3 separate regions of the Homo sapiens genome follow, and all the other regions are linked to region 2. A link is a loop called in an ENCODE intact Hi-C map of the cell type or tissue named here. Cell type or tissue: mammary epithelial cell. All regions are shown on one strand.

The links. Hi-C counts contacts between places; a loop is a spot of excess contacts. Peaks named below come from ENCODE experiments on the same cell type or tissue, not always from the same donor. Only the 100,000 strongest peaks of a DNase experiment are listed, where the experiment ranks them.
Region 1: a loop joins it to region 2, with 5 times the contacts of the local background. A loop is called at or near these places in 17 of 110 quality-filtered maps.
Region 3: it touches region 2 in a loop (15-fold over the local background); 6 of 110 quality-filtered maps call a loop at or near these places.

The regions. Positions count from the first base shown.
Region 1 is chr19:1,763,778-1,771,777 of GRCh38, reverse strand. All of the region lies in intron 1 of ONECUT3 (one cut homeobox 3), which reads right to left. LOC101928543 (a long non-coding RNA gene) reads left to right here. Exons shown (of 5, transcript XR_007067085.1): 5 at 1,948-2,011. Among named protein-coding and RNA genes, the nearest start is that of ONECUT3, 14 kb to the right of the region's middle. RefSeq lists enhancers at 3,466-4,160, 5,455-5,976. In mammary epithelial cell, CTCF peaks have their summits at 3,317 (motif pointing left) and 4,153 (motif pointing right); no DNase peak of the experiment used is centred here; H3K27me3 peaks cover 1,058 bases.
Region 2 is chr19:1,602,620-1,610,619 of GRCh38, reverse strand. It overlaps UQCR11 (ubiquinol-cytochrome c reductase, complex III subunit XI), which reads left to right and starts at 5,158. Exons shown (of 3, transcript NM_006830.4): 1 at 5,158-5,260. The coding sequence starts at 5,211. TCF3 (transcription factor 3) reads left to right here. Exons shown (of 19, transcript NM_003200.5): 19 at 1-1,328. RefSeq lists enhancers at 1,949-2,018, 2,049-2,098, 3,581-4,202, 4,658-4,967 and silencers at 5,028-5,287, 5,338-5,407. In mammary epithelial cell, a CTCF peak has its summit at 4,646 (motif pointing left); DNase peaks (open chromatin) are centred at 4,659 and 5,029; H3K4me3 peaks cover 2,313 bases; H3K27ac peaks cover 1,239 bases.
Region 3 is chr19:1,541,386-1,549,385 of GRCh38, reverse strand. No RefSeq gene overlaps it. Among named protein-coding and RNA genes, the nearest start is that of PLK5, 21 kb to the right of the region's middle. RefSeq lists a silencer at 1,679-1,879 and a cis regulatory region at 2,839-3,239. In mammary epithelial cell, a CTCF peak has its summit at 3,017 (motif pointing left); no DNase peak of the experiment used is centred here.

The DNA of each region.
Region 1 (8,000 bases), 160 kb before region 2:
AGCCCAGAAGGTCAAGGCTGCAGTGAGTTATGATCATGATACTGCACTCCAGCCTGGATGACAGAGCGAGACCCCAGCTCTAAAAAAATGGGGGTGGGACATCAAGTCCTCAGCTCATTGAATGAAAAAGACACTCAAGCCTCGTTGTTGTGAAATTTCAGAGCACCAAGAATAAAGAGAAAATCCTAAAAAGCGCCTAGAGGAAAGCCAGATGTCATGCAAAGGATCAAGAATCCAAGCAGCTTTGGGTGTGCAAAAACTAGCAGACAACAGAGCAAGGCTTTCAAAGTTCCAAGGAAAAGTTATTTTCAGCTAGAATTGCTAAATAACAAAAGACCAAACATGAAGGTGCAATAAAGATATAATCGGATGTTCAAGGACTCCAAAACTTAACTTCCCACATACCCTTTCTCAGAAAGCTACTGGAGGATGTGTTCCATTCAAACGAGGAGGTAAATAAAAAAAGGATGGTGTGGGATTCAGAAAATGTGATCCAACCTAGCTGAAAGAGAAAAGGGGTCCTCCAAATCAGGATGAGGGGGACCCTGGAAGACAGCTAGACAAAAGGACCCAGGGTATGGAGGGCAGCCCCACCCAGATCAGAGATGACCTAATATGTGTGGAAAGTCCTATTGAGTTGGTTTTAAATTTTGTTGGGGAGCGTGGGAAGAATTTTTGTTTGGCAGCTATCAACTCCTGGAAAACCAAAGAGTTGTACAGGAAAGGAAATGCAGTCCTAGTACTCTACATGGCTCAGCTGTGGACAATGTTTTCCAAAAGCGTAATAATGTTAATTACTAAATGTTAATTTAGGCAACAGACTGTATTTGTAATTATATTGAGAGACTGACAGAGAGGGAGAGTATGGGTATGAATCTGGAAAGATGGCAAAGGAAATCCTGAAGGGTGAACAGTGTACCAGGGAGCCTTTTATGTGTGAAAGGAGAGACAAGAACCTATGTTTATATTTTATCTGCATAAAGAAACATGGAAGGAAATGCAAAAAACTGAATTGACCTCTCACCTCTTTGGCACTCGGCCACCCTATGAGGATTACAGGAGAGGACCCAGTCCTCCATTCTTTCAAAGGGAAAGCTGAGTCAAAACTCAACCGGGGCCTTGAAATTCCAAGGGAGGCCCTTCTCGCTCACCTGTTGTAATGTTTAATTCATTCACTCACTCATTTATTCATTCACTTAGCAATTTACTCACAAATTTATCCTACATTTACAGTAGGGACAGAAATACAAATGCTCCTCAGAAAGCTCACAAGAGCTTTGTGTCAAGAGCTTTATATGTATCTGGTCACTCAATTCTTAACAATAATTCTTGTTTTGTTTTGAGACAGGGTCTTGCTGTGTCGCCCAGGCTGGAGTGCAGTGGTGCAATCATGACTCACTGCATCCTTGAACTCCTGGGCTCAAGCAATCCTTCCACCTCAGCCTCCCAAGTAGGTGGGACCACGGGTGCACATCACCACATCTGGCTAATTAAAAAACAAAAAACAAAAAACCCCCACAAACATATATATATGTTTTTTGTTTGTTTGTAGAAATGTGGTCTCACTATGTTGTCCAGGCTGGTCTCTAACTCCTGGGTTCAAGCAATCCTCTAGCTTCAGCTTCCCAAAGTGCTGGGGTTACAGGCATGAATCACAGTACCCAGCCTCAATCCTTACAATAATTCTACAAGGCAGGGGGTTTTCTCCTTATTTACTCAGAGAATGTGAGCCACCCCTCAGGCTTGCCCAGCCAGTCCCAATAGGGCAGCCCAGAAAACAGAGTCCACTGGCCTAGATGGGGGAGGGAGGTAGGATGCATATCGTCCCTTTCCCACCCCACCTCCCAGGCTCCAATCTGGTGCCTAATGGGGACCCCAGAGGCAGAGGCTGGGGGAGGGGCCGGGCCAGGCAGAGTCTGAAAAAACTTCCCGTTTTGTCGATTGCAGCAAAAAGAGGCTCTGCTGCCCCCCTTCCCGGCGTTCAATCTAATTACAGCTCCTCACAGCCCAGATCGATCCAGTCGGAGCTGTTTACCGCGAGCAGCTTTGTCATTGCTCCCATCCCCCACAGCCGCTGACAGAGGTGTGAGTTGGAGTAGGGGGGCCGCCTGGATGCCCCCTCTGTGCATCCCCTACCCATCACCACCGCCACCTGACCCCCGCCAGCACCCCACCCAACATCAGGTTCACCCCCACACCAATCCTAAAGGCCACCCCTGTGCCAACCCAGAGGCCATGGTGGTTATGGACCCCTTGTGCAGAAGTGAAAACTGAGACTTGGAGAGAAGGACTGATGGGGTTCAGAGTGGGGACGGGGGTGAAGCCCTGGACTTGGCCCTGGTACCAACCACCAGCCTCATGCTGCCAGGGCCCACCATTGCCACCTCTGCCACGCGACCTCCACCAGCCTCCAATGAGGTCTCCACCTCCGTCCTCTCCTCCACCATCACTCCTGCACCACCAATGTCAGTGCTATCCCATCACACCCTCCATATCACCTCCAACTCCAGCACCTCCTCCTCCTCCACCACCTCCAGCACCTCCACCTCCTCCTTCATCACCTCTTCCTTCACCACCTCCACCTCCATCACCTCCACCTCCAGCACCTCTTCCTTCACCACCTCCACCGCCACGACCTCCACCTCCATCTCCATCACCTCCACCTCCAGCATCTCCTCCTCCATCACCTCCACCTCCACTTCCACCACCTCCACCTCCAGCAACTCCACCACCTCCACCGTCACCTCCACCTCCACTTCCACCTCCACCACCTCCACCATCACCTCCACCTCCACTTCCACCTCCATTACCTCCACCTCCAGCACCTCTACCTCTACCTCCTCCACCTTCACCTCCACCACCTCCACCTCCACCACCTCCACCTCCACCACCTCCACCTCTACCTCCGCCACCTCCTCCATCGTCTCCACCTTCCACCCCCATCACCACCTCCATCACCTCCACCTTCCACCTCCCCACACCTCCTCCATGACCTTTCTTTTACTCACCCCCTTCCTCTGTTTTCTTCACCTCCCCCTGATTTCCTTCATTATCCTCATCAACACTGCTGAACCCCATCCTGGGATTCTCCTAGTATGTGGCCAGCACTGCATACTCAGCCCCTGGTTCCATCACCAGCAGCTCCCGACCTGTAGTCGGGGGGATAGAGAGTGGCCCCCAACACAGACCTTGGCCACCAAGCTGGCGGAGGAGTGGGGCGGGGCCAGGCTGTCAAGCTTGCTCTGGGACCCCAGGCGAGTCCCATTCCCTTGGAGGCCTCAGTCCCTTCCTTTGTAAAGACAGTGCGCCCCCTTCAGGCATGTCCCGGTGCAGGCCAGTCCTTCCTGGGCTCCTGAGCTCTTCCAGCCGCTTCCCTCTCCCCATCCACCACCAGCCGCCTCTCTGTCTGGCCTCCCCCGCTGGCCTCACTCACTCAGCTCCTTTGCACGACGGTTCTCTCTGCCTGGTTGCTCTTCCCCAAGTCCCCTCCCGCCCCCCTCAGCTCCTTCTAGTCTCTGCTCAGGTATCTCCTTCCCTGCGAGGCTACCCCAACACCCCTTGTCTAATCCCACAACTCTCCCTGTCACCCCTGCCACACCCCTTCTTTTTACAACAATTCACCTGCTCTGTCCAGGGGCCCCATTGAGTGAGGGTTTGGGTCCTGACAGGATGCCCACTCCATGCAGCCAGCCCTGCACCTCCTCCAGGACCCTGGGGACTGAGGCCCTGATTCCAGGAGCAATCACCCCCGAGAGGCTCTGATCTGAGGACTCCAGGTACACCACCCATCCCATCTCCCCAACGGTTATCAGTCTTTTTGGAATCTAAGGATGAGGAGGATCTGGGGCTGGTTCCTGGGGGTCCCCGGGGCCCTGGGAGGAGATCAGAGATCAACTAGAAGAGACGGAGACCCCATGCCCACATCTGAGCCCATGCACAGGGAGCCCGGCAAACGCAGTCATGGTGGCTTTACTGTAGCATCCAGCCTCCCGCCCCAGGGCACCGTCCTGGGCCTGCGCCGCCGCCCCCAGCATCAACAAGGGTCGTTTTCTTTTCTGGGCAGGTGGGATCAGGAAATCTCTGGGCGGGGAGGTCCCGGGGATGTGGCCGCCCCTTCGCTCAGTTATCCCTGCTGTTCCCGCTGTGTCCAGCAGAGGGCAGCCGTCCCCGCCCCAACCCAGGAAAGGGCGGGGGCTGTAGGCTGTGTCTCATGCGGGGGAAAGGGGGCTGGACTGGGGGGAGACCCTCAAGTTCCGGATGAAGGCGTTTCCTGCAGACCCCTTGGGATTTGGCCCACACACACCAGCTCTATCCCACTTCCTGCCTTTCTAAAAGTTGCTGGGGACAGCCAACCACCCCGGGGCCCAAGAGGGTGGTCTGACCTGCTGCCCTCTTGGGCCCTGCCTGGTGTTGGACCATCTTAGCCTCAGTTTCCCCAACTGTAAGATGGTCTTGATCATGGTTGGGCTGTGGGGAAGGGTCTAGCCAGAAAAGTCCTGAATGAATACGGCAGGGCTAACAAGAGGCTCCCAGCTCCCATCTGGGGGTCCCTGAGAGGAGCTGGGCTCTGGGCGACACTTGCCTTCCAACCACGAAGTTTCCCCCTCCCTCAAGGAAGGCCTTGAGCCTCAGGTTTTCTCTCAGGATCTTCCTGGAGAGGGGAGAAATGGAGAAACTGGGGCCAAGAGTAGAAAGTTGGGTCACTCCAGCCAGAGAACTCCTACACATTCCTCAACGCCCAGGAGCAATGGCCTCTCCCCAGGAAGTCCCTCCCTCCCCCCGCAGCGGAGCCCGGGGCCCCTCCTCTGGGACTCCCAGGGGCCACTGTTCCTCCTTTTAGCCTCGTGGGGCCTGAGATCTTTCTGTGGCCCAGCACAGAGCGGAGGTATAGCAGTGGCTGAGTGAGTGTGCAGTGACTAACATGTTCCTGGGTTGTCCTACACGAGGGTGGTGGAGCATGGGGGGGGGGTCTCAGCCCAGCCTGCAAGACCCTGCTGCGGAAGACCAGTAGCCACTGCCCTGGAGCGCCGGGTGGGACAGTGGGGCTCCCCGAGTGCCCTCAGCAGGAAGCCAGTAGCTGAGTAGGGGCCCTGAATTCAGTCATTGCTGCAACCCAAGCTGGGGCCCACCTGTCAACCCCCATCACCCTCCAAGAGGGGACCATCCCCTCTCCTCCTCCTCACCCCTCCTTTTCCACTCACCCTCCCTCCCTCTCCCCTCTCTGCTCTTTTCTTTTCCTCCCTTTCCTTCCCTCCCTCTCTTTACCTCCCTCCCCTCTTCCCCTTCCTTCCCTCACTTCCCTTCCTTCCCTCTCCCCCTCCTCCTCCTTCTCTCCCCCTTCATCCTCCCCTTCATCCAGAGGCCTTTGGAGGGGCTGGGCTTGTAACAGGGAGGGCTTCAGGATGCAGCATCCGCCTCGCCCCTGAAGGCGGGCCCGTGGGTGCCTCTGCGCGCGCCTGACGTTGGCCGCGTGCGGGCTGAGGGTGCCAGCCTCCGTCCACCATCGGGTGTGCCCGCGTGGGGCTGCCTGAGGCTTCCCAAATGTCCCGGCGGGGTGGAGGGCGAAGTCTGAGCGAGGTGCTGTGGGTGGGTGGGTGGCGCCTGCACGGGCGCTCAACCACGATGGGGGTCGGCAGCCTTGCACATCCAAACCCCACCCAAGTGAGAAGCTAAGAAACCTGTGACCGTTAGGAAAGCTGTTCCAGTTCTGGGCGGGAAAACCGGCATCAGCTTGTGGGGCCTTGGACGGGCGGTGGATGAGGCAACGGATCTTGGTGTGACATCCCTGTGTGGGATGCAGCTGGCTCGCGGTGTGGACGTGAGACGTGAGAGCTGTAGGGTGTGCAGGGTCTTGGGGTGAGTCTGGGTGTCACCCCGCAGAAGCCTGCGGTGTGGGTTACGCATCCATGTCCGCCCAGCCCCAGGGTGGGCTCCTCTCTGCCTCCCCCTGCTCCCCTCACCACTGCAGCCATGGGGACGCGGGTGGGCTCTGCGGGCCGAGTGGCCTTGAACGCGCACCCTGGCCTCTCTGGACATCAGGTTCCTGGTTTATCAAGTGGACGCAGTGACCCAGAGCCCTGTGTCCCCACCGGGCCGCAGTCCCGAGAGTCACGAAGGAATGAACGCCGAAGCACGGACCTGCAACCGACTCATCCATTCACCATTCAGGGAGCAGCTGCTGCGTGAGGCCAGAGAGAGGCAGCTCCAGGAGCTGGCCTCCACTCACAGTCACAGGACAGCGTGAAGCGGCGGCTGCCTGGGACTCTGTTCCCCAATGAGGAGGCCAGCTCCGCTCTGAGTCCAGGAAAGGGGGAGAGAGGACGCCTTTGGGTGGGTACTGGAGGGGAGGCGCGGGCTCCACTGGGCTCTCTGAGGCCTTCGAGTGGATACACTGCTGGCTGGGAGGGAGGATGGACCAGAAGACCAGGCCCAGGCTTCGGGACAGCTGGAGGGAAGGTCCCTGAATCCCAGTGGACGCCAGCAGTGCTGGGGGCGGCACGGCAGGAGAGACACAAGCCAGGGTGGCACCAGGACGGGAGGGATGTGGAGGCTCCTGGGGGGTCCCCAAGGTCCAGGGAGGAGATCAAAGAGCAACTAGAGGAGATGGAGACCAGCTGGGCAATGCCCAAGGGAGAAGAAGACGCCCCAGGATGCAGCAATGGGCGATTCAAGTGACCATCCCATGTCCCTCTGTGCCCGACAGTCTGTACAGTGCCCCAAACCACCAAGCCACGTGAGTCTACCCCGCTGTGTGCCCGTCCTCCCTGTGTCCTGGAGCTGGAGATCCCCTCCCTCAGCCACCTCTGGCTTCAGGGAGCAGACAATTCAATATGGAGCCCGGTCTCCGGCTGGGATGATGACCGGTTTCCTTGGCGACGCGTCCTGTCCCCGCCACCAGCTGCCCTGCCCCAGATGTGGGTTGTACTGATGCCCCCCACCCCCATGCTGGTGTCTTGTCCCCCCTGCGCATCCCCCCCCCGTGGCCTCTCCAGACTCGAGTCAGTGGGTGACTTGCCCAAGGTCACATGTCCAGTTACTGTGGGGGGCCCGGGTCACATACCTACACCCTCTGTCTACACCCTGCACCCCTCGGGGAGCTGGAAAATTGATTCCCATGGGTGGGAGGCAGTGGAACCTTCTCCAAGGAGATGGGGCTGAGTCATGCCCCAGGCGTGGACCCCCAGAGGCCTCCCCAGCCCCTCATCTGGCCCCACTCTGTTCCCACTACCCCTCCACTCTGGGTGGCTTACCCTCCCCATGCCTGCCCTGCCCACATCTCACGCGGAGCCCACCTTGGCCTCAGCAGGCGCCCAGCCTCCCTCTTGTCCCCACCCCTCTCCCTCCAGCTTTCCCCGCCAGCCTCCCCTGATGGGATTTTAATGACTGCATTTTCAAATTAGTTCTGAGCCTTCAAAGACTTAACCGGGAAACGCATTTCCACTTGGACTCTCGGGCTGTCCCTCCCTCGTGGCTCCATCTGGAGGCTGGGCCGCCATGGGGTGGGGGCATGGGGGTGTCAGGGGGCACCTCTCACCCTCGGACATTCAGCTACAGAGACCCACCCCATTCAGGCACCCTCAAACAGGAGCAAAGCCAGTGGGCAAACACACGCACGCACAAGGCGTTGATTTTTAAAAAAAATGTTACGGAGACACAGCGCCTGCAGTGGGAAATGGATTTGAAAAAGATGACAGGAAAGGAATCAGTGATAAGAAGCGGCTGAAGCGGCCACCCAGAAAGGGGCTGGGGAGGCTGACCCAGCGTTTCAATTATTGGGAAATTAATCCACAGATAAACTCACACTCGTAAAATGATCCGCCCCGGACGTATTCATTGCAGCCGCTATGGTGACCGCGAACGATTGGAAACAGCCTAAATGTCAGCGGGGCGGGGAAGTGGTTCAGGAAAACCTGAAACCACCGCCGAGTCAGAGAGTACTAGGCGGCCGGCAAAAATGACCAGGATGCGCGCTTCACGGATCTGAGCCGGGGGGAAGAATC
Region 2 (8,000 bases):
CACAGCTCTCTGAAATGGGGCATTTTGTTGGGACCAGTGACCCCTGGCATGGGGACCACACCCTGGAGCCCGGTGCTGGGGACCTCCTGGACACCCTGTCCTTCACTCCTTTGCCCCAGGGACCCAGGCTCATGCTCTGAACTCTGGCTGAGAGGATGCTGCTCAGGAGCCAGCACAGGACACCCCCCACCCCACCCCACCATGTCCCCATTACACCAGAGGGCCATCGTGACGTAGACAGGATGCCAGGGGCCTGGCCAGCCTCCCCCAATGCTGGGGAGCATCCCTGGGCCTGGGGCCACACCTGCTGCCCTCCCTCTGTGTGGTCCAAGGGCAAGAGTGGCTGGAGCCGGGGGACTGTGCTGGTCTGAGCCCCACGAAGGCCTTGGGCTGTGCGTCCGACCCTGCTGCAGAACCAGCAGGGTGTCCCCTCGGGCCCATCTGTGTCCCATGTCCCAGCACCCAGGCCTCTCTCCAGGTCTCCTTTTCTGGTCTTTTGCCATGAGGGTAACCAGCTCTTCCCAGCTGGCTGGGGACTGTCTTGGGTTTAAAACTGCAAGTCTCCTACCCTGGGATCCCATCCAGTTCCACACGAACTAGGGCAGTGGTCACTGTGGCACCCAGGTGTGGGCCTGGCTAGCTGGGGGCCTTCATGTGCCCTTCATGCCCCTCCCTGCATTGAGGCCTTGTGGACCCCTGGGCTGGCTGTGTTCATCCCCGCTGCAGGTCGGGCGTCTCCCCCCGTGCCACTCCTGAGACTCCCACCGTTACCCCCAGGAGATCCTGGACTGCCTGACTCCCCTCCCCAGACTGGCTTGGGAGCCTGGGCCCCATGGTAGATGCAAGGGAAACCTCAAGGCCAGCTCAATGCCTGGTATCTGCCCCCAGTCCAGGCCAGGCGGAGGGGAGGGGCTGTCCGGCTGCCTCTCCCTTCTCGGTGGCTTCCCCTACGCCCTGGGAGTTTGATCTCTTAAGGGAACTTGCCTCTCCCTCTTGTTTTGCTCCTGGCCCTGCCCCTAGGTCTGGGTGGGCAGTGGCCCCATAGCCTCTGGAACTGTGCGTTCTGCATAGAATTCAAACGAGATTCACCCAGCGCGAGGAGGAAGAAACAGCAGTTCCTGGGAACCACAATTATGGGGGGTGGGGGGTGTGATCTGAGTGCCTCAAGATGGTTTTCAAAAAAATTTTTTTAAAGAAAATAATTGTATACGTGTCAACACAGCTGGCTGGATGATTGGGACTTTAAAACGACCCTCTTTCAGGTGGATTCAGAGACCTGTCCTGTATATAACAGCACTGTAGCAATAAACGTGACATTTTATAACGATGCCCTGCAGTCCCCGGGTTCTTTCTGGTGTCACATGTTTAGGAAGGGAAGTGGGGGGGGGCCCTGACGTTCACCTCGGGTGCAGCAAGGACCGTGGTCCACCCTGTGCACTGGGCTTCCTCGAAGCGACTCCTCACTCTGAGGAGCCCATGGCTCCCAGGGCGGCTGGGAACCTGCATGTGTACTCAGGGCTCCAGGCCACCTGGAAGCAGGATTGGCTCCCGGGGAAAAGCAGCTCCCTGGGGGCTGCACTTGGGCGCGTAGGAACCATCCAGGACCTGCGGTCCTCCCAGCCCCCATCTGGGAGGGCTCCCCATCTCCCAACGTCCCCCCCCCGGGCTGTTGGAACCCACTTCCCTGCCCCTTCCTGCTCCGAAGTCGGCTCGAAGTCTGAGTCTGTCACTGCTCCTCTGAAACCTTCCACGGCTCCGTTGCTGGCAGCGTCAACCCCACACTCCTTAGTGCGGCATCTGTGACTTCCTCCACAACCGGATGCCCACGGAACCCACGGACAGAGCTCTCGGGGGGAAGGGGTGTGGCAGGACCTGTGGGGGCGCTGCTCATCCCAAAGTGCCCACTGGCAGGCATCTGCTGCTGTGCCCAGGGACTTGGCCGCTGCATCTCTGCGAGGACACAGCTGGACTGCCCTGCTCCCCTACAGGGTTGGGGTGGAAGGAGTGCCTTCCTGGCCACTTGACGGGGGGTGGCCCCCAGGAGAGAGCCCTTTGGCACACAAGTGCCTTAGGGAGGAGAAGGCTCAGCACAGTGACTCATATCTGTAATCCCAGCACTTCAGGTGGCTGAGGCGGGAGGATCGCCTGAGGCCAGGAGTTCCAGTCCAGCCTGGGCAACATAGTGAGACCCCATGTCTATAATTTTTAAGGGAAAGAGAGTGGCCAGGAGTTGACAGAAGGTGCTGAGGGAGCCCTGTCCACCACTCTACCCAGCTGGCCTCTAAATTCATGCTGGAAAACAACTTTTAAAATATACATTGGCCGGGCGCGGTGGCTAACGCCTGTCATCCCAGCACTTTGGGAGGCTGTGGCGGGTGGATCACTTGAGGTCAGGAGTTCGAGACCGGCCTGGCCAACATGGCGAAATCCCATCTCTACTAAAAATACAAAAATTAGCCGGGCATGGTGGCGCAAGCCTGTAATCCCAGCTATTTGGGAGGCTGAGGCAGGAGAATAGCTTGAACCCAGGAGGCAGGGATTGCAGTGAGCTGAGATTGCACCACTGCACTCTAGCCTGGGCGACAGAGCGAGACTGTCTCAAAAAATCAAAATTAAATTGGTTGTACCTGGTGACACACACTTGTAGTCCCAGCTACTTAGGAGGTTCAGGTGGGAGGATCGCTTGAGGTGGCAGTGAACTGTGATTGCACCACTGCACTCCAGCCTGGGCAACAGAGCCAGAACCTGTCAAAAAAAAAGGGTGGGCCAGGTGCAGTGGCTCATGCCTGTAATCCCAGCACTTTGGGAGGCCAAGGCGGGCGGATCACGAGGTCAGGAGATCGAGACCATCCTGGCTAACGGTGAAACCCCATCTCTACTAAAAATACAAAAAATTAGCCAGGCGTGGTGGCGGGCACCTGTAGTCCCAGCTACTCGGTAGGCTGAGGCAGGAGAATGGCGTGAACCTGGGAGGCGGAGCTTGCAGTGAGCCAAGATCATACCACTACACTCCAGCCTGCAGCCTGGGCGACAGCAAGACTCCGTTTCAAAAAAAAAGGGTGGAGGGGACATCCAGATGGTCCAACAAAATAACAAAAACCGGCTCAAGAAACAAAAAGGAAGTTCTATGTCATGTTGAATGGCTTCAGGCACAGCTGGATCCAGGTGTCATTACAAATCTCTCTCCATCTCTCAGCTCTTGTTTATGTCACTGTCTCTGATGAACTCTTTTTTTTGTCTGTTTGTTTTGAGACGGAGTTTCACTCTTGTTGCCCAGGCTGCAGTGCAATGGCGTGATCTCGGCTCACCGCAACCTCTGCCTCCCGGGTTTTCAAGCAATTTTCCTGCCTCAGCCTCCCGAGTAGCTGGAATTACAGGCATCCGTCACCATGTCCGGTTAATTTTGTATTTTTAGTAGAGATGGGGTTTCTCCATGTTGGTCACGCTGGTCTCGAACTCCCAGTCTCAGGTGATCTGCCCGCCTCAACCTCCCAAAGTGCTGGGATTATAGGCGTGAGCCACCGTGCCCGGCCACTGGTGAACTCTTACATTGTGGCATCTGGAAACTCTGGGCTGACATTCCAGCAGCCCTTGTGTTCCTGTCCTTTCTCTTAATAGTCTCTGTGTCAGCCCCTGCATCCCACTTTTTTAAGTTTCCACCAATGGGAAGAGTCTTATTCAGGTGCTCTCTGATCCCAAGCTCAAAAACCCCAAGCCAACTGGAAAGTTCTACAAACAATGCCCAGGGCCGGGCCCGGTGGCTTACACCTGTAATCCCAGCATTTTGGGAGGCGGATCACTTGAGGTCAGGAATTCAAGACAAGCCTGGCCAACATGGCCAAACCCCATCTCTACTAAAAATACAAAAACTAGCCAGGTGTGGTGGCTCACGCCTGTAGTCCCAGCTACTTGGGAGGCTGAGGCAGGAGAAGCTTGAACCCGGGAAGCGGAGGTTGCAGTGAGCCGAGATCGTGTCATTGCACTCCAGCCTGGGCCACAGAGCGAGACTCCGTCTCAAAAAAAAAAAGAAAGAAAAACAGTGCCCAGACTGTGGTGTCCAAAACCTATTTCCGGCTCCCACCCTGAGTCCTTAACCAGGGATAGGGATGGGTTAGCACCCGCAGTCCCCAGAGAGCTGCAGGCTTGGGGTGTACTGAGGGGCTGACCCCAGGAGGACAGGCCAGGCTGGGCAGAAGAACCCACGGTGTCCATTCCTTATCACGAGGCCTGCAAGTGACGCTGGCGCCCGAGAGACAAATCACGCCCAGTGCCCCGTCTAGGCTATGGCCTTTCCGTTCATGCTGTAAAGGTGCCTGTGGGTCAGGCAGTCCAGGAGGGCTTCCTGAGGGAGGCAACTCTTGAATATGGGGGAAAAGGCACAAAAGTGCAATGGCGGTGTCTGGGAATATGCCCCTCTTCCTTCTGCCCACACCGGCCCGGTGTGCAGGGGGGAGGCTGGAAGCTGGGAGCTGAGTGAGCATGTACGGTGCTGCGCCGGGTTGTGGGAGAGCAGAGGAAGCAGGGACTGGAGAAAGGCGAGCCCAAGCGAGCCTGGTGCGGTGGAAAGCAGGAGGCAGAAAGACCTGCCTGTCATCAGCTAAGAGCATCCAGAGACGTTCACCGAGCAAGGAGCCAGGCCACCCTCTGCTGCCGGAATGAGGAATAACCCAGGCTCGCAAACGGAATCCTGCAAAGAGATTTCCGACAGGGCCTCCAAGCAACGGGCAACGCTGAGGCTCAGGGAAGCACTGCCGCTCGACCAAAGTCCTACAGCGAATCAGGAACAACGCCTGACGCCTCCAAAAGTGGGCTCCAATCCCAGCTCTTCCCCTCTGTGTGACTCTGAGCAAGACCCTTCCCCGCTGGACCTCAGTTTCCTTCATTGTAAATAACGTTCTGGCACATACTAGGCGCACAAAATCACTGGCAGGTAGCCCCGCGGAGCCCAGAAGCACAATCGGCCGCCAGACCACGTGGCCAGAAAGCACCGCCCTAACGCCGCCCACTCCGGACCACTTCTCCGCGGTCGTCCAACCCTCGCCGGAAGTTACTGTAAGTGGCTTCCGGGTCTGCGCGCACAGTGGCGGATGATGTTTTTTTTTCCTCCCCCCCCCCCCGCCCTCCCCGCGCGCGTGCGCGCCGCGGCCGCGCCTGCGCAGTGTAGCCGGGTCAGCTGGACAGGGTCATCCTGAGGGTGCGACTCCGCCGCGATGGTGACCCGGTTCCTGGGCCCACGCTACCGGGAGCTGGTCAAGAACTGGTGAGGACGCCGACCCGCGGCCCCATCCGCGCTCCCGCCTCGGCCCAGCCCCGCGCCGCTGCGTTCCGTATTTGTGCGCGTTTCCGGGGGCCGGGCCGGGCCGGGCCCAGGTCCCTTGTTGTTCCCGGTGACAGAGGGGGAAACTGAGGCCGAGAGGCGGAGCGGCGCGTCCCGGCGTGAACGGGACGTGACGGACCCAAGGCCAAACCCCAGCATGCCCGGCTCCGCGGCTAGGCCGCTCCAAGCCTCAGTTTCCCCATCTCTACCGGGGGATCCGAATGGTGACCCCCTGGACGGAAGCGCCCAGAAGGTGCCGAGTCCCGATCCCCAGCCCAGCACTCGCGGCATCTTCGGCCTTTGCCACTATTTTGGTTTTTATGATTTTTAACAAGGAGCGTGAAAGCTTCAGCTGCGCCTGAGCCCACGTGGGCAGCGGGACGGCATAGGGGTGGCCCCCATAGAAGCCGGGCTGGGGGTGGCCTCCGTAGGGTTGTCTGGTGTTTCCACGTGGGGTGCTAAGAAGCAAGGCCTGGCTGGGTGCGGTGGCTCCCGCCTGTGATCCCAGCGCTTTGTGAGGCCGAGGCAGGTGGATCACCTGAGGTCAGGAGTTCGAGACCAGCCTGGCCAACGTGGTGAAACCCGCGTCTCTACTAAAAATGCAAAAATTAGCCAGGCGTGGTGGCGGGTGCCTCTAATCCCAGCTACTCGGGAGGCTGAGGAAGGAGAATCGCTTGAACCCGGGAGGAGGAGGTTGCAGTGAGCTGAGATTGCGCCATTGCACTCCAGCCTGGGTGACAGAATGAGACTGTGTCCCAAAAAGAGAAAAGAAAAAAAAAGCAGCAAGGTCTTAGCCGGGTGCAGTGGCTCCGGCCTGTGATCCCAGTGCTTTGGGAGGCCCAGGCAGGAGAATCACTTGAGCCTGGGAGTTCAAGACCATCCTGGACAACACAATGAAACCCCATCTCTACAAAACAAAAAATTATCAGGGCATGGTGGCACCTGTCTGTAGTCCCAGCTACTGGGGAGGCTAAGGTGGGAGGATCGTTTGAGCCTGGGAATTTGAGACCAGCCTGGGCAACACAGCAAGACCTTATCTCTACAAAAAAATTTAGAGCTGCTGGGCGCAGTGACTCACGCCTGTAATCCCAACACTTTGGGAGGCCAAGGCGGGCGAATCACCCGAGGTCAGGAGTTTGAGACCAACCTGACCAACATGGAGAAACCCCGTCTCTACTGAAAATACAAAATTAGCCAAGTATGGTGGCGCGTGCCTGTAATCCCAGCTACTTGGGAGGCTGAGGCAGGAGAATCGCTCAAACCCGGGAGGTGGAGGTTGTGGTGAGCTGAGATTGTGCCATTGCATTCCAGCCTGGGCAACAAGAGCGAAACTCCGTTTCTAAAAAAGAAAAAAGCAAAGGCTTATGATTGGCAGTGTCTCCGGAAGCCAGAACATACTTCCTCTATCCCAGACTGGGGGACAGGTCGGGGACAGGGTCTGCACGGTGGAGCTGACTGGGACCTTCAAGTGGAATGTGATGGTGCCGGTGGCGTTTTACAGCGTGGGTAACTCAGGCCTGGGATGAGGAAGCCTGCTCCTAGCTGAGAACCCAGTGGCCCATGGTAGCCAGTGCAGCCCCTCCCGGGTGCAGCAGGTCTGCTTCTTCTGTGTTCAGTCACAGCGGGGACCACCCGTCATCCGTGCTTTCATCCAACAGCAAGCATTTATTTATTTATTTATTCATTTATTTATTTAGAGACGGAGTCTTGCTCTGTCGCCCCGGCTGGAGTGCAGTGGCGCAATCTCGGCTCACTGCAAGCTCCGCCTCCCGGGTTCACGCCATTCTCCTGCCTCAGCCTCCCATAAGTAGCTGGGACTACAGGCGCCCGCCACCACGCCCGGCTAATTTTTTTTGTATTTTTTAGTGGAGATGGGGTTTCACCGTGTTAGCCAGGATGGTCACGATCTTCTGACCTCGTGATCCACCTGCCTCGGCCTCCCAAAGTTCTGGGATTACAGGCATGAGCCACTGCGCCCAGCCCAACATTTATTGAGCACCTACTATGTGTTAGGGACGCGCCAATAGACCGAACCCTTGTGGGCGGACATTCTGGTTGGTGGGCAAGGAAAGGTAAAGAAACGAGACCTGTGGTGTGGGGCTGACCTAAAATAACGAAGCGGGAGAGGAAGGGGTGCAGACACGTGCGTGCGAGGGGCCGTGCAGGGCTGTGCCACCAGGCAGTGGCTTTGGGAGGCTAGGGAGCGGGTCTCATCCCCAGGAGGCACTGTGGGGTTGTGTCTCAGAGTCTCAGACTTAGGACTGAGAGGGCCACAGTTCACCAGCTGGGGACCCTGCAGTCCACACCCCTTCTAGGCCCTGCTGGGGCTTGCTTTGAGGAAGGGGTTGTCGTGGCGACGAGGTCGTTGGTCAGTGTGGTCATGGTCTGTACGTCCTTCCTCAGTGGCTAGTGGAAATCAGGTTTTGTGGGCTCTTCCCACACTGTCCAAATCCACAGGGTCCTACATGGGGTGACCAGGATGATAGGGGAGGCGGAGGCCGGCCCACTGGGCATATTTATGAGCAGGCTTCTCTGGTGATTAATAACCCAGGGCTGGGCGCAGTGGCTCACGCGTGTAATCCCAGAACCTTGAGAGGCTGAGGTGGGTGGATCCCTTGAGGTCAGGAGTTCGAGAAGAGCCTGGCCAACAAGGTGAAACCCTGTCTCTACTAAAAATACAAAA
Region 3 (8,000 bases), 61 kb after region 2:
GTGGATGGATGGGTGAATCAGGAGTTCAGAGGAGAGAGAGATTAATTCTGCCCAGTGAATTCTGCTTGGGGATGCTGCAGAAGGCTAGACAGGGCTGGTTGGATGTGGGGGTCAAAGGGAGACAGTATGGCAAAGGTGTGGAGGTGGGATGACAGGGCACACGCAGGGAACAAAGAGTAATCAGAGAACAGGTGAAAATAACGGGAGATGATTTCAGAAAGTGAATTGGGATATGGTCTTTGGTTTCTTCAGTCTCACTCACCCCCTGCACAGAACTGTGATGGGAGCCCCTGTTTTTGCTGCAGTCTAACTACCTCACCCCTAAAAAAAAAAAAACCAAACCAGCATGTGCTGGACTTCACCAGCCAACAGAATTTAAGTCTAAATTTAAATGTAATTACCCTCAGGTGGCTGCTGGCTCCTGTGTTGGAGCTTTCTAGAATCTTCTAGAATGTTCTAGCCCAGCGTTGTTCAATAGAACTTTCTACAATGATGAAAACGATTATGGGAATGGTCTAAATCTGCACTGTGTGATACAAAGCCACCAGCTGTGCATGATTTGTCACCTGAAATGCGAGGACAACTGGGAAGCTGAATTTTTTATTCTACTAAGCTTGAATTTTATTTATTTATTTATTTATTTATTTATTTGAGACAGGTTATTGCTCTGTCACCCAGGTTGGAGTGCACTGGCTTGATCACGGCTCACTGCAACCTCCACCTCCCGGGGCTAAAGCGATTCTCCTGCCTCAGCCTCCTGAGTAGCTGGGATTACAGGCACCTGCCACCACGCCCGGCTAGTTTTTGTATTTTTAGTAGAGACGGGGTTTTACCATGTTGGCCAGGCTAGTTTCGAACTCCTGACCTCAGGTGATCCACCCACCTCAGCCTCCCAAAGTGCTGGGATCACAGGCGTGAGCCACTGAGACTGGCCTTTTTTTTTTTTTTTTTTTTTTTTTTCTTGAGACAGAGTCTTGCTCTGTCACCCAGGCTGGAGTGCAGTGGCACAGTCTCAGCTCACTGCAACCTCCACCTCTTGGGTTCCAGCGATTCTCCTGCTTCAGCCTCCTGAGTAGCTGGAATTACAGGCATGTGCCACTGTGCCTGGCTAATTTTTTGTGTTTTTAATAGAGACGAGGTCTCACCATGTTTCCCAGACTGGTCTCCAACTCCTGAGCTCAAACGATCCACTTGCCTTGGCCTCCCAAAATGCTGTGATTATAGGTGTGAGCCACCTGGCCTGGCCTTATTTTTTAAGAGTCAGGGTCTTGGGCCGGGTGTGGTGGCTCACGCCTGTAATCCCAGCACTTTGGGAGGCCAAGGCGGGCAGATCACGAGGTCAGGCGATCGAGACCATCCTGGCTAACACGGCGAAACCCCGTCTCTACTAAAAAATTCAAAAAATTAGCCGGGCGTGGTGGCGGGCGCCTGTAGTCCCAGCTACTCGGGAGGCTGAGTCAGGAGACTGGCATGAACCGGGGAGGCGGAGCTTGCAGTGAGCCGAGATCGCCCCACTGCACTCCAGCCTGGGCAACGCCAGGTTCTGGGACCAATGGACACACATCTCACCAAAGACCAACCAGGGAAGAGGAGGCAGGGGTGCCAGCGTGCCCAGAGGCAGTGGGAGGAGAGGAGGGGGGACAGAGGTCCTGAGGAGGTTTGGCTCTGGGTCCCCACCCAAATCTCATCTCGGTTGTAATCTCCATGGTCCCCACGTGTGGAGAGAGGGAGCAGGTGGGAGGTGATTGGATCATGGGGGCGGTTCCCTCGTGCTGCTCTCTGATAGTGAGTGAGATCTCACGAGATCTGATGGTTTTATAAGGCAGTTTTCCCTGCTCTTCCTTCCTCTCTTTTCGCCTGAGTCAGGTAAGACACGCTTGTTTCCCCCTGCACCGTGATTGTAAGTTTGCTGAGGCCTCCCCAGCCATGCAGAACTGTGAGTCCAGGAACCTCCTTTGTTTATAAATTACCCAGCCTTGGCGGGGCGCGGTGGCTCCCGCCTAGAATCCCAGCACTTTCAGAGGCCGAGGTGGGAGGATCAATGAGGCCAGGAGTTCGAGACGGTGAAACCCCATCTCTACTAAAACAAAAAATTAGCTGGGCGTGGTGGCGGGCGCCTGTAGTCCCAGCTACTCGGGAGGCTGAGGCAGGAGAATGGCGTGAACCCGGGAGGCGGAGCTTGCAGTGAGCCGAGATCGCGCCACTGCACTCCAGCCTGGGCGGCAGAGAGAGACTCCGTCTCAAAAATAAAAAGATAAATAAATAAAAATAAAAGAAAAAATAGTTTGCTGAGAATGCACATGTACCCTAGAACTTAGAGTATAATAAATATATATATGATAAAATAAAAAAAATAAAAAACAATACATTACCGAGGCTCAGTAGTATCCTCCTGCCTTGGCCTACTGAAGTGCCGGGATTACAGGTGTGAGCTCCTGCATCAGGCTTCTCAGTGAGAGTTATAAGCCAGAGACCTCCATTCTTGTGGTCCCTGAATTACTGGGCGGCGGTGGGGGTTGGGGAGGACGGTTTGGGGAACACAGACGGGAATTAATTCCATAGGTGTTTATTATAATTGATTGAGCGCCTTATTGCCAAAGCCCACAGTGGGTAGGCTGTCTCGGCTGGGCGTGGTGGCTCACGCCTGTCATCCCAGCGCTTTGGGAGGCCGAGGTAGATGGATCACATGAAGTCCTAAGTTCGAGACCTGCCTAACATGGCGAAGCCGTCTCTACTAAAAATACAAAAATTAGCCGGATGTGGTGGTGCATGTCTGTAATCCTAGCTACTCTGGAGGCTGAGGCAGGAGAGTCGCTTGAACCCAGGAGGTTGAGGTGAGCTGAGATCACGCCATTGCACTCCAGCCTGAGCAACGAGAAACTCTGTCTCCAAAAAAAAGGGGGCCCTCGCTCCTACCCCACTGCCTCCCCGACTCCATCGCGACCCCAACTCCTTCCCCATTTCGACCCCACAGCCGCCAGGCTGGACCAGAACGGCACGTTCTCTGTCGCCACCGTGTGGCCAGCGCCGCACATGACACCCTGCCCCTCCCCGCCCCGACATCGGAGCTCTGAACCCCCGGGAAATTCCCGGGAGATTTGTCCAAAGTGGAGACACAGGTCCCTTCGCTCGTGGCTGCGAGCTTCCCCCGCGCACAAACGGGCGCACCTGTTTCCCCGTTTTCCTGCCGCTGGCCGACCCTCGCCCAGTAGTTCAGCGCTAGTACGCAGTGGGGGCTCATTAAATATTTGCTGATTGGCCGGGCGCAGTGGCTCACACCTGTAATCCCAGCACTTTGGGAGGCCGAGGCGGGCGGATCACCTGAGGTCGGGAGTTCGAGACCAGCCTGGCCAACATGGTGAAACCCCGTCTCTACTAAAAATACAAAAATTAGCCGGGTGTGGTGGCGCACACCTGTAATCCCAGCTATTCGGGAGGCTGAGGTAGGAGACTCGCTTGAACCCGGGAGGTGAAGGTTGCAGTGGGCCGAGATCATGCTACTACACTCCAGCCTGGGCGACAAGAGGGAAGGTCCATCTCAAACAACAACAACAACAACGAAATTGATGATTGCATGGATGACTGGCAGGGGACACAGAAATGTGTTCTTCCTTTATGCAAAACAGATCCAGTCTCGCCCAGTGTTAGGGGCGACAGAGAGATACCTGGACACCCCACACCACCCAGAGAGTTTTACCACTACCCTTTCAAGGGCAGAAAAGACTCCACTTTCTTGGCTTTTTTCTTTTTTTCTCTTTTTATTTTTTGAGACAGAGGCTTGCTCTGTCACCTAGGCTAGAGTGCAGTGGTGCGATCTCAGCTCAGTGCAACCTCTGCCTCACGGGTTCAAGCGATTCTCCTGCCTCAGCCTCCAAAGTAGCTGGGATTACAGGCACCTGCCACCATGGCCGGCTAATTTTTGTATTTTTAGTAGAGACGGGGTTTCACCATGTTGGCCAGGCTGGTCTCGAACTCCTGACCTCAGGTGATCTGCCCGTCTTGACCTCCCAAAGTGCTGGGATTACAGGCGTGAGCCACCGCTCCTGGACCATAATTTTTTTTTTTTTTTTTTTTTTGAGATGGAGTCTCGCTCTGTCACCCAGGCTGGAGTGCAGTGGCGTGATATCGGCTCACTGCAAGCTCCGCCTCCCAGGTTCACGCCATTCTCCTGCCTCAGCCTCCCGAGTAGCTGGGACTACAGGCGCCCGCCACCACGCCCGGCTAGTTTTTGTATTTTTAGTAGAGACAGGGTTTCACCGTGTTAGCCAGGATGGTCTCGAACTCCTGACCTCGTGATTCGCCCGCCTCGGCCTCCCAAAGTGCTGGGGTTACAGGAGTGAGCCACCGCACCCAGCCCTCATAATTTTTTAATTGAAAATTTTATTGAAATAATTGTCAATTCATATGCAGTTGCAAGAGGAGGGAGGATCTCATGAGCACAGGACGACAGGAATTCTTCTAGGTTGCATTGAGCTGTGATCCTGCTACTGCACTCCAGTCTGGGTGACGGAACAAGACCCTGTCTCAGAAAGAAAGGAGGGAAGGGCCGAGTGCTGTGGCTCATGCCTGTAATCCCAGCATTTTGGGAGGCCAAGGCAGGTGGATCACCTGAGGTCAGGAGTGCGAGACCAGGCTGGCCAACATGGGGAACCTCCTCTTTACCAAAAATACAACAACAACAAAAAATTAGCCGGGCGTGGTGGCGGGCACCTGTAGTCCCAGCTACTCGGGAGGCTGAGGCAGGAGACTCGTTTGAACCTGGGAGGCGGTGGTTGCACTGAGCCTAGAACACACCACTGCACTCTCGCCTGGGCAACAGAGTGAGACTCCATCTCAAAACAAAAACAAAACAAAACAAAACAAAACAAAAACGGGTGTGGTGGCTCACGCCTGTAATCACAGCACTTTGAGAGTCCAAGGCAGGTGAATCACGAGGTCAGGAGTTCGACAGCAGCCTGGCCAACATAGTGGAACCCCATCTCTACTAAAAATACAAAAATTAGTCGGGCGTGGTGGTGGGCGCCTGTAATCCCAGCTACTCCGGAGGCTGAGGCAGGAGAATCGCTTGAACCCCAGAGGCTGCAGTGAGCTGAGATCACAAAATTGCACTCCAGCCTGGGGTGCATTAAGGACACTCCATCTCTAAAAAACATATAAGTAAGATTTCACATGGATACAATCCATCAATCTTACTCAGGATTCCTCAGTTTAACTTGTGATCGTGTGTGTGAGTGTGTGAGATGTCTTTAGTCTCCTATAATTTGCTGGCCTGGGTAGATTCGTGTATCCACCATCATGACATGGAGCATTTCCATCACCATCAGGATCTCTTGCTGTTTGTGCACCCTCCCCGCACCCTCATCCCTAACCCTAATTCCATTTCTAAAATGTTACATAAACTTTTTTTGTTCTTTACACAGGGTCTTGCTCTGTTGCCCAGGCTGGACTCCAGTGGTGCAACTACAGCTCACTGCAACCTACATGAACTCCTGGGTTCAAGGCATCCTCCTGCCTCAGTCGCCCAAGCAGCTAGGACTACAGGTGTGCATCATCATCCTTGGCTTATTTATTTATTTATTTATTTATTTATTTTGAGACGTAGTCTTGCTCTGTCGCCCAGGCTGGGGTGCGGTGGCGCCATCTCGGCTCACTGCAAGCTCCGTCTCCCCGGGTTCACGCCATTCTCCTGCCTCAGCCTCCCGAGTAGCTGGGACGACAGGCACCCGCCACCACGCCCGGCTAATTTTTTGTATTTTTAGTAGAGACAGGGTTTCACCGTGTTAGCCAGGATGGTCTCGATCTCCTGACCTCCTGATCCGCCCGCCTCGGCCTCCCAAAGTGCTGGGATTATAGGCGTGAGCCACCGCGCCTGGCCTTAATTTTCTAATTTTTTATAGAGATGGGGTCTCACTATGTTCCCCAGGGTGGTCTGGAACTCCTGGGCTCAGGTGATCCTCCCACCTCAGCCAACTGAGTAGCTGGGACCACAGGCACACCCCACTATGCCCGGCTAATTTTTTTTTTTTTTTTTTTTTCCCGAGACGGAGTCTCACTCTGTCACCCAGGCTGGAGTGCAGTGGCGTGATCTAGGCTCACTGCAACCTCCGCCTCCGTGGTGAAAGTGATTCTCCTCCCTCAGCTCCCCGAGTAGCTGGGACTACAGGCGCCCGCCACCACGCCCGGCTAATTTTTGTATTTTTAGTAGAGATGGGGTTTCACCATGTTGGCCAGGCTGGTCTCGATCTCTTGACCTTGTGACCCGGCTGCCTCGACCTCCTTAAGTGCGGGGATTACAGGCGTGGGCCACCGCGCCCGGCCGGGACAGGCTTTTTTCACTCAGCGTAATTCTCTGGAGTCATCAGGAGTTTGAAAACTCCCCGTGGGACCCAGGTTGACCTACCTACCAGCACCCCATTTTTTCATAGATTGAGAACCAGCGCCTCAGTGTCCCCATCTGTATAGTGGGAGAGAAAAGGTCCCTGCTCCCGGGGCCTTGCCAAGGTGCAAGGAAGCTTTATGACGTCACACACAGTTACCACGGGCAACAGCCAATCCTGCTGGCCCCAGAGGTAGCCGCCCTTGGTCCCGCCCACGCCTTGCTTGCTTGCTGGTGATTGGAGGACGCATGATGTCACGTGCTCCCATAGACCAATGAGGAGGTGGTCTGGAGGCTGGGTTCAGCTGTAGCCTCAGCGTGGGAAAAAGGGTAAAACGGAACTTTGGGGCCGGGCGCTGGGGCTCACGCCTGTAATACCAGCACTTTGGGAGGCCGAGGCGGGTGGATCCCCTGAGGTCGGGAGTTCGAGACCAGCCTGGCCAACATGGTGAAACCCCGTCTCTACTAAAAGTAGAAAATTTATCCGGGCATGATGACGCCTGTAGTACCAGCTACTTGGGATCCTGAGGCACGAGAAAAATCTCCTGAACCAGGGAGTCGGAAGCTGCAGTGAGCCGAGAGCACGCCACTGCACTCCAGCCTGAGTGACAAGAGCGAGACTTTGTCTTAAAAAATAAAACTGAGCTTTGGAAATTCTTGCCAGGACAAGTTTTCCCTCTCTCAGGGTTAAATCAGTGGTTTCCAAAAAGAAAAAGAAGGAGAAGGAAGGAGGAGGAGAAAGAGGAAGAGAAGGGAGTAGGGAGAAGAAGGAAGAAGAAGGGAAGAAAGAAAAAAAAATCTTTGAGCCAGGGCTGGAGTGAATTCATGACCATTTCTTGAAGTTCCAACCCTTGTAAGCACCCAAAAAAGTGAGGCTATTAATTTTATTTCTGGCAGCACACAGTTCACCCGTCTAAGGAAGATTCCAGAAACTTTAGCACGAGGGCGGTGTGGGTGCTTTGCCATCTCTGGAAGTTCTTATACCTAGAAATAAGAATTGGCCCGGGAGGTTAGAAAATTAATATATTCTGTGGTTGGTTTATTTTTAATAAACCACCATTGTGGGCTCGGGGCGTGGGAGACGGCACAGATTGTTGCTGTTCTTGACGCCCACAAGCAGATGGAAATAAATACTCTAGGTAGGTCATTTTGCAAGACACCCAGTTAAACACTCTGAAGATGTTTTGTCTTTTTCTCCCTGGAAACAAATGTTCCGGGCAGAAATGAAGCTGTTTCTTGCATGTTTTGGGTTGTGTATTAGTTAGCTATTGCCGGGTCACAAGTTACCTTCACATTTGGTGTCTGGGCCAGGTACGGTGGCTCACAGTAATCCCAGTGCTTTGGGAGGCTGAGACGGGGGAGTTGCTTGAGACCAGGAGTTTGAGTCCAGCCTAGGTGACGGAGCGACACTCCTTCTCTCTATAAAAAAAGAGAAGAGGCCGAGCGCGGTGGCTCACACCTGTAATCCCAGCGCTTTGAGGGGCAGAGTCGGGCAGATCACCTGAGGTGAGGAGTTCGAGACCAGCCTGGCCAACATGGTGAAACCCCGTCTCTACTAAAAATACAAAAATTAGCCAGGCATGGTGGTGCATGCCTGTAATCCCAGCTACTCGGGAGGCAGGAG